Regions from separate parts of the Homo sapiens genome. Here all the other regions are linked to region 2. The links are chromatin loops, found by intact Hi-C in ENCODE. Cell type or tissue: K562. All regions are shown on one strand.

What was found. Peaks named below come from ENCODE experiments on the same cell type or tissue, not always from the same donor. Only the 100,000 strongest peaks of a DNase experiment are listed, where the experiment ranks them.
Region 1: a loop joins it to region 2, with 5 times the contacts of the local background. A loop is called at or near these places in 7 of 110 quality-filtered maps.
Region 3: a loop joins it to region 2, with 5 times the contacts of the local background. A loop is called at or near these places in 4 of 110 quality-filtered maps.

The regions. Positions count from the first base shown.
Region 1 is chr16:11,160,037-11,162,536 of GRCh38, reverse strand. All of the region lies in intron 22 of CLEC16A (C-type lectin domain containing 16A), which reads right to left. Among named protein-coding and RNA genes, the nearest start is that of SOCS1, 95 kb to the left of the region's middle. In K562, no CTCF peak of the experiment used is centred here; DNase peaks (open chromatin) are centred at 976 and 1,580.
Region 2 is chr16:11,104,098-11,106,597 of GRCh38, reverse strand. The region is part of intron 19 of CLEC16A (C-type lectin domain containing 16A); the gene reads right to left. Among named protein-coding and RNA genes, the nearest start is that of SOCS1, 150 kb to the left of the region's middle. RefSeq lists enhancers at 1,107-1,246, 1,597-1,646. In K562, no CTCF peak of the experiment used is centred here; a DNase peak (open chromatin) is centred at 1,377.
Region 3 is chr16:11,237,913-11,240,412 of GRCh38, reverse strand. No RefSeq gene overlaps it. Among named protein-coding and RNA genes, the nearest start is that of SOCS1, 17 kb to the left of the region's middle. In K562, a CTCF peak has its summit at 1,028; a DNase peak (open chromatin) is centred at 1,672; H3K4me3 peaks cover 1,288 bases.

The DNA.
Region 1 (2,500 bases), 56 kb before region 2:
AGAGAAGCAGGTAGTTGTACTGCAGTGAGTTTTGTTATTTTTTGTGCTTGTCTGAATTTTCCAAGACTCCTATTGTAAACCTTATTTTAAACCAAAAAGAGAAAAAAAAGGGAGGATGATGGAGGGAACACAAACTGCCTGGGAACTGGATAGACTCAAGCTCCCGATCCTAACATCCTCCTGAGATCTGTTCTGCCCTCTGAAGCTCTCTCCCCTGGACTCACCAAGAGCAGGGCCAGGCAGGCCACTCCAACAGTGGGGGGAAACTATGCCCATGGTGAGACACATCCCCCACTTCCCAGGAGCCCCCAGTTTCACGGTCGGGGGGCGCAGCCCAGAGTCTTCCTGTTGCCCTCTGGCCGTGTTCTGCCAGTTATTTTGGGAAGATGAACTAATGAATAACGCTCTGGCATTTGTGAAGCACAAAAATACCAAGAAAAGGTCAGTCTTCTATTTTTAGGCCCACTGACAGAAGGAAAGCTGGGCTTGGAGTCAGAACCCCAGGTTTGAGTCCAAGCTCTGCCCAAACTGACTTCGAGACCTTGGACATGCCCCCCTCCTCCTCTTCTACAGGTCTTTAAGCTTTCCCCACCAATAATCACTTAACCATGTGATTCAAGATTCAGAGCCGGCCAGCAGCCGCCTAGGGGCTTGCACACGAGTTTCGCTTTGCTTATTTATGTTATATGTGTGTTTGTTGGAGGTACCACCATGGACACGTTGGGAGCTTTTACACACAGACCTGGATTTCTGCTTTCTTAAAAAATGAAAAGATCTGGCTTTATGGGGCCCCATTCCTGCAGGACAGCAACGGGAGAGAGATGAGCAGAGCTGGGTCCCTGCTCTTGCAACTTGCCTGGCCGTGTGGGCGTTTGAGTTGATAATCTCTGCTCTTTATGCCTAGATTGTTGGTCAAATCCATAGGACTCAGGGAAGCTGGAACCCCCAGATATCTTTCGAGTCAAGGCCCTCCTACAACCCCAGAATCACTGGGTGTGCATAGGAGTGGGGATGTGGAAATATGGCGATCTGCCTCCAGCAGCCTAGGTCAGTCCTCAGACCTCCTACCAAGAACCACTTGCTCTCAACCTTTGCTAGGCCGTTCCCTCGGTCTGGAGTTCTGTTTTGCTTCTTTTCTGTCTTTACAAACCCCTGCCCCATTCTTCATGGCTCACGCAGCTCAGCATTAGCCTGGGAGGAGTCTTTGCATAAGGTAGGGTTAACTATTCTCTCCCCTGTGCTTCTGCAGCAGCTCTGTCCAACCTTGGGGCCTTGATGGCTGTGTAGGAGTCGGCCTACCTAAGCAGGGCATAAGAAATTTGACTGCAAAGATGTTTAGGTATTTAGTGTGATGATTATCATTACATTAATAGCTAGCACCTGGAATCCTCTAGGTTAAGAGGGTTTTGTTCACTTTATTGGGAAGGCTTAAAACAAAAAAGCAAAAAGAAGAGGGTTTTGGACAGTGTTCTTGATATTGTAAGCTGTCTCTCAATAACCATTCTCCCTTTCGGTTGCAGTTACAGAACCCAGAAGCTAGTCGTGGCCAAGTGACTAAGTTGTGACCAGTGAGATAGAAATGAATGTGGCATGTGGGATTTCCTGGAAAGCTCTTTAAAAGGAAAGGGGGTATATCCTCCTCCATTCTGCTTCCTGGAAAATGGATGCAATGGCTGGAACTCCAGCAGCTGCCCTGAGCTATGAGGATGAATCACACATTAGGGACAGCAGAGCACTGAAAAGGAAGGAGTTTGGGTCCCTGACGTCTTTGTGTATCTCTTGACTACAAGGCTTCTTTTACCCGAGAGGGAAATTAACTTCCCCTTTGAGTTTATCTTTACTATGTAGTTGAACTTAATCTTAACTGATACAGTTAGGGAAAAAACTTTGTTAATGCGGGGATGTGAGTTAAGTCCCCTAGGGACAAGGGACGGGCTGGCTCCCAGAGTTTTTGGTGCAGAAAAAGCTGCCCTGTACCTGCTGGGTGGAATCTAGGTGTGGTGGGCTGAAGGGAAAGAGGGAAAGGGGCAAGTGAGGTGGGGAGGTGACCCGCCACCTAGGGCTTATGAAACACTTGGTCAACTCTTTCCCATGTGGTGCAAGTGGACTTTTTGGGTAGAAACCAGAGATGGGACCGAGTTTTTGTCTGGGTTCACACCTGGTCACAGAGATTACACACAATTGTTAAGACCCAGAAAGAGCGAGGCCCGAGAGAGACTAAAGGGTGGGAAGGGCTTGGATGTGTGTAGGCACAAAAACTAGTGGGCTTGCACCAAAAGTTTTCTGAATCTCCAAATGAGCAGGGACGCCCCCCGACCTCTGTGGCCTGCCTGGAGTTGGTGCCGCTTTGCACTTGGTAATTACTCTGAGGATACTGGCCATGTGACTAAAGTGCAACTATTTCAGGCTTAAAAAAAAATCTACCCTTGGAAGATGTGAAAACTACCTGAGATTATAGGGGATTCCACAGGAACCTTTTAGGGAGCTGAAAGGGAAGGAA
Region 2 (2,500 bases):
AGGAGGATTGCTTGAGGCCAGGAGTTTGAGGCTACAGCACTAAGACTAAGCCTGTAAACTCCAGCTTGGTTAACATAGCCAGAGCTATTCTCGCCTGGGAAACATAGCAATACCCCATCTAAAAAAAAAAAAAAAAAAAAATTGGGCTGGGTGTGGTGGCTCACACCTGTAATCCTAGCTGCTTCGGAGGCCGAAGTGGGAAGCTCACTCGGGCCCAGGAGTTCGAGGCTGCAGTGAGCTATGATCAAAACACTGCACTCCAGCCTGGGTGAGAGAGACTCTAACTCTCCCCCACAAAAAAGTTTGGTGGATAAAGTAGATACGTGATAAGACAAGTAGACAAGTATGAGGGTGTTCACTATACAATTCTTTCAACTTGGTTGTATGCTTGGAAGGTTTCAAAATAAAATTTTTTGGGGAAAAATGGACTTCCTAGCATTGTTGTGAAGTTCAGGCAAATTACAACAGATTTGACACAAGGTGACTGGTCAGTATGCAGAATCTGCACTCAAATTATTAGTTTTCTGGCCTCCTTTATATCACTTTTGTGTGATGACTACAGGATCCTATCATTGTGAAGATCCATTTTGTTCCCAAGTTGAATAGCAAGGATTTGAATGGAAAGAGTTTGGATGGAGCCCTCTGTAGGACTCTTTCCAGAATCTCTTAACTCTGCAGAATCTTCATGTCTCCCAGCACACTCAGGGCCACTGAGGACACTGTATCAATGCTCACTTTACAGATAGAGGTGGATAAATCTGTCACTGGCTCACTCAGCAACTATCTGAGCAGTGGCTGTGTGAAGGGTTGGCTGTCTTTGTGACTGGTACACGGCCCAGGAGCAATAACTAACTGAAAGTGCCATTTTCAGGCAGGGAGCTGAAGGCTTGGGGAGGCTGGGTGCCTCAATCTCAGGTACCCACAGGCTGGGGGAAGTGCTAGCTTTGGGCTCAGCTCTGTCTGCTTCCAAAGGTGGGGTTTTCCACAGCTACTTCCTTTCTCTCAGTATGAAAGGCACATGCCATGTCTAGTAAAATGAGGTGACTGGTTTTCACAGTGGCCAGGAAAACCAGTTGTGTGTCTTCATCTTTCCCCCGTGTCAAATTTTAAGACTCTTCTTGGGAGAATGGAGGATGAGAATTTTACCCTCCTTGTTCCCATGTGTCCAGAACATGTATGGGGGCAGCCTCTCTGACTGCTGAAGTCTACTTAAGGATGAGCAACTTGCAAAAGCTTCACTCCTTGTTCCTCTTCTTCAATACGTGCAGTTCACAGCTTGACAACTTGGTGAAAACACAATTACCAGAAACCGAGTCCAAGGGAGCAGCAGTTCCAAGTACAGTCTGGCATATCCCCTTATCAAGTGACACCCAGCTGCCAGAGACACGATCTCATCTTACAATGCATCGGTGACCACACTTATCTCTGCTCTCGGAATGCCACATTTGCATAGTACATTGCATAATTTCCTCTCTGAAAATGGCCCTGTTTAGCATGAGTAAATAAAATTGCCTAACTCTGTGAGGCAGCCAAATGGAATACTTGAGATTTCCAAGAAAAGATCTGAATACTTAAGCTCATTATGCAGCCAGATAAAGTCACATGGAATCTAGGTTCACACAGCTCCTCTTCCCCGCTGTTCAGCAGCCCAGCAGCCCAGGAACAAGGGTATCCTGGTCTTCGGAAGCCCTCTGTGATGGCTCTGCTCTGGACCTTCCACAGGATGTGGTCAGGGTCTCTCTACCCCATTTGTGCCTAGGGCTATGGGGCTACTGTGTGTCGGGTACTGGGCTACAGGGATGAAGAAGGCAGATGCATCCTTACACTGGGTGACCCTTCAGAGGCTGTTTCCTTATCTGAAAAATGAGGACACCCCTACTTTGTAGGAATGCTGTTGGGAACAAGTAAGCTGGGGTGCAGAGAGGGCTTGTGATTTTTCTCCACCTTCGTGGTATGGGCCCACCTCTCCTTCCTCCCTCTGGAGAGAAGTTCTTGAAGATGGGGCTACATCTTCTCTTTCCCTTGGATTTCCTCTGTAAGGCACCTCATCAGAAAAGTACACAAGGGTATTCCAGAGAGCAGATCCTGGCCCAGGGTATTCTCCTTCCTTAGGGGGTGAGGTCCCCAGGCAGAGGACATAGTCTAGAGAATATGTTAAAACCTCTGGGATATGCTGGGTGTGGTGGCATATACCTGTAATCCCATCCTTTGGGAGGCTGAGGTGGGAGGATTGCTTGAGCTCAGAGTTTGAAAACAGCCTGGGCAATATAGTGAGACCCCATCTCTATGACTCCTAGGGAGATAATTTTAATAAAAAAAAAATTAGCTGGGTATGGTGGCACATGGCTGTAGTCCCAGGTACTTGGAAGGCTGAGGCAGGAGGACTGCTTGAGCCCAGGAGGCAGAGGTTGCAGTAAGCTGAGATTGTACCACTGTACTCCAGCCTGGGCGACAGAGTGAGACCTTGTCTCAAAAAAACCCCCCAAAACAAAACTCACCT
Region 3 (2,500 bases), 130 kb before region 2:
GGCAGAGGTTGCAGTGAGCCGAGGTTGCGCCACTGCACTCCAGCCTGGGTGACAGAGCAAGACACTGTCTCAAAACAAACAAACAGATAAACAAAAAACCAACCAAACAACCAACCAAACAAACAAAAAAACGGACTCAGACATGGCTTCAACACTACCGGACCCAGGCCTCAGCAGGAGCATGGCTAATCAGGCCTAGGAATTGTGAGGAGGATGATAGGAGATGTGAAATCAGGGGAGGCTCCCTGGAGGAGTTGCTGTCTGAGTCTTCAAACATGGGTGGCAAGGAGTTTCCCCCAGAAGCTGCAGGAAAGACATCTCAGGCAGCAGGAACAGCATCAGCAAAGGCCTGGAGGTGTGATCTCTAGCAATGGGCCCGTGTTACCTGCCATCATCAGAATAACTGTCCCTGTAGTAGCCATGTGCTATGGTTTGAATATTTGTCCCCTCCAAAACTCATGTTGAAACTGAATCCCCAGTGTGGCAGTATTGACAGGTGGGACCTTTAAGAGGTGACTGGGTCAAGAGAGACCCATGGATTAACGGATAGAATGAGTAATAGATTAATGGGTTATCATGGGTGTGGCCCTGGTGGCTTTATGAGAAGAGGGAGAGAGATGTGAACAAACACACTCAGCCCACTCACCATGGGATGCCCTGTGCCACCTTGGGACTCTGCACTGAGTCCCCACCAGCAAGAAGGCCCTCACCAAATGCAGTCCTTGACCTTGGACTTCTCAGCCTCCATAACCTTTCTTTATAAATTACCCAGTTTCAGGTATTGTGTGATATGCAACAGAAAATGAACTAAGGGCCAGGCACAGTGGCTCAGGCCTGTAATCCCAGCACTTTGGGATGCTGAGGCAGGCAGACCACCTGAGGTCAGGAGTTCGAGACCAGCCTGGCCAACATGGTGAAACCCCATCTCTACAAAAATACGAAAATTAGCAGGGCATGTTGGCAGGCACCTGTAATCCCAGCTACTCAAGAGGCTGAGGCGAGAAGTTGCTTGAACCCAGGAGGCAGAGGTCGCTATGAGCCAAGATCGTGCCACTGCACTCCAGCCTGGGCGACAGAGGGAGACTCCATCTCAGAAAAACAAAAAACAAAAAAAAAAAAAAGAAAGAAAGAAAACAGACTAAGATAGCATGTTTCTCTATTTTTTGCAAGGGAAGAAACTGAGGTTTAGAGAAGTGTTATCTGCCCAAGACTGCACAGCCTGAGTGGAGATCCAAACTTTTCTCACGTGAGATACAGGCAGTGCCCCGATCCCCATCATGGCTGTCAGGTCCGGACTAGGGCCTAGGTTCCCACTCTGCCCTTAAGGACTAACTTAAATCCTTGGCACCATCCTGTAGGGAGACATGTTTGGGAGCGAAAATAAGGCTTAGAGAGGTAAAGTGACCTGCGGCGCTTGGATTCACACCCAGGTCTGTTGGAGCCCAAAGTCCCTCCTCCTTCCGCTATATGAGGCGTCCCAGCCCTAGGAACACAGACCTGAGCCGATGGTCTCTGTCCCACATTCTAAGGAGCTGGAGGGCTGGAGAGCAGAAATCACGTGTGGCGTACTGTGAGCCAGAGCTTTGCTCTCAGGGAACTGTCTGGCCCGCATGCTCTATGGTCCTGAAGGAGCTGTCAATCACAGCACCCTGGCCAGAGATGGGTGTGGACCAGACCTGGCCAATCAGAGTTCCCCATGCCCCAATTCAGGGTAGGGACATGACCTAAGCTGGACCAATCAGACACCTCCCTTTTCAGCTGAAACTAACAGAATTGGCCCTAATTTAGCCAATTTAGCACACTGGCCCTAATTTAGCCAATGTGCCCACTGTATCAAGAGAGTTGATGAGAAAGACACGAGACAGAGCCCTGATGCATTGTGTGATCGCCTGCATCCAGCCATGCCTGAAGTCCACCTTGATGTCCTTGTTCCATGCGCCACATTTCCATTTTCACTTATGCTGCCTGAGTTTTGTTTCTGTCACTTACAACCCAGAGTCCTGGGTAACTGGAGTCTGGAGAACAGCATGGGTCAGAGGTCAGGTTTGGCTGGAATGAAGTGAAATGGAGCCACATGTCTTAAGAAGAGACACAATGATCTTCCAGTGTGAAAGAGCCAAGACCAGTTTTGCCAGGAGCTGGGGCCGACAGTGGCCCCCGTCACTTGCTGATGTCTGTGGTCAAGGAAAGCTTGAGGGAGAGCAAGTGGAACGCAGGGCTTCTACACTTTCACACCCCCTGATTTGTGGTTGCTTTATTTAGCTAGTTAGTTTTGAAATGGAGTCTCTCTGTCACCCAGGCTGGAGTGCCGTGGCGCGATCTCGGCTCACTGCAACCTGTGCCTTCCGGGTTCAAGCGATTCTCCTGCCTCAGCCTCCCGAGGAGCTGGGATTACAGGCGTGTACCACCACGTCCAGCTAATTTTTGTATTTTTTGTAGAGATGGGGTTTCACTATGTTGGCCAGGATGGTCTGGAACTCCTGACCTCAAGTGATGCACC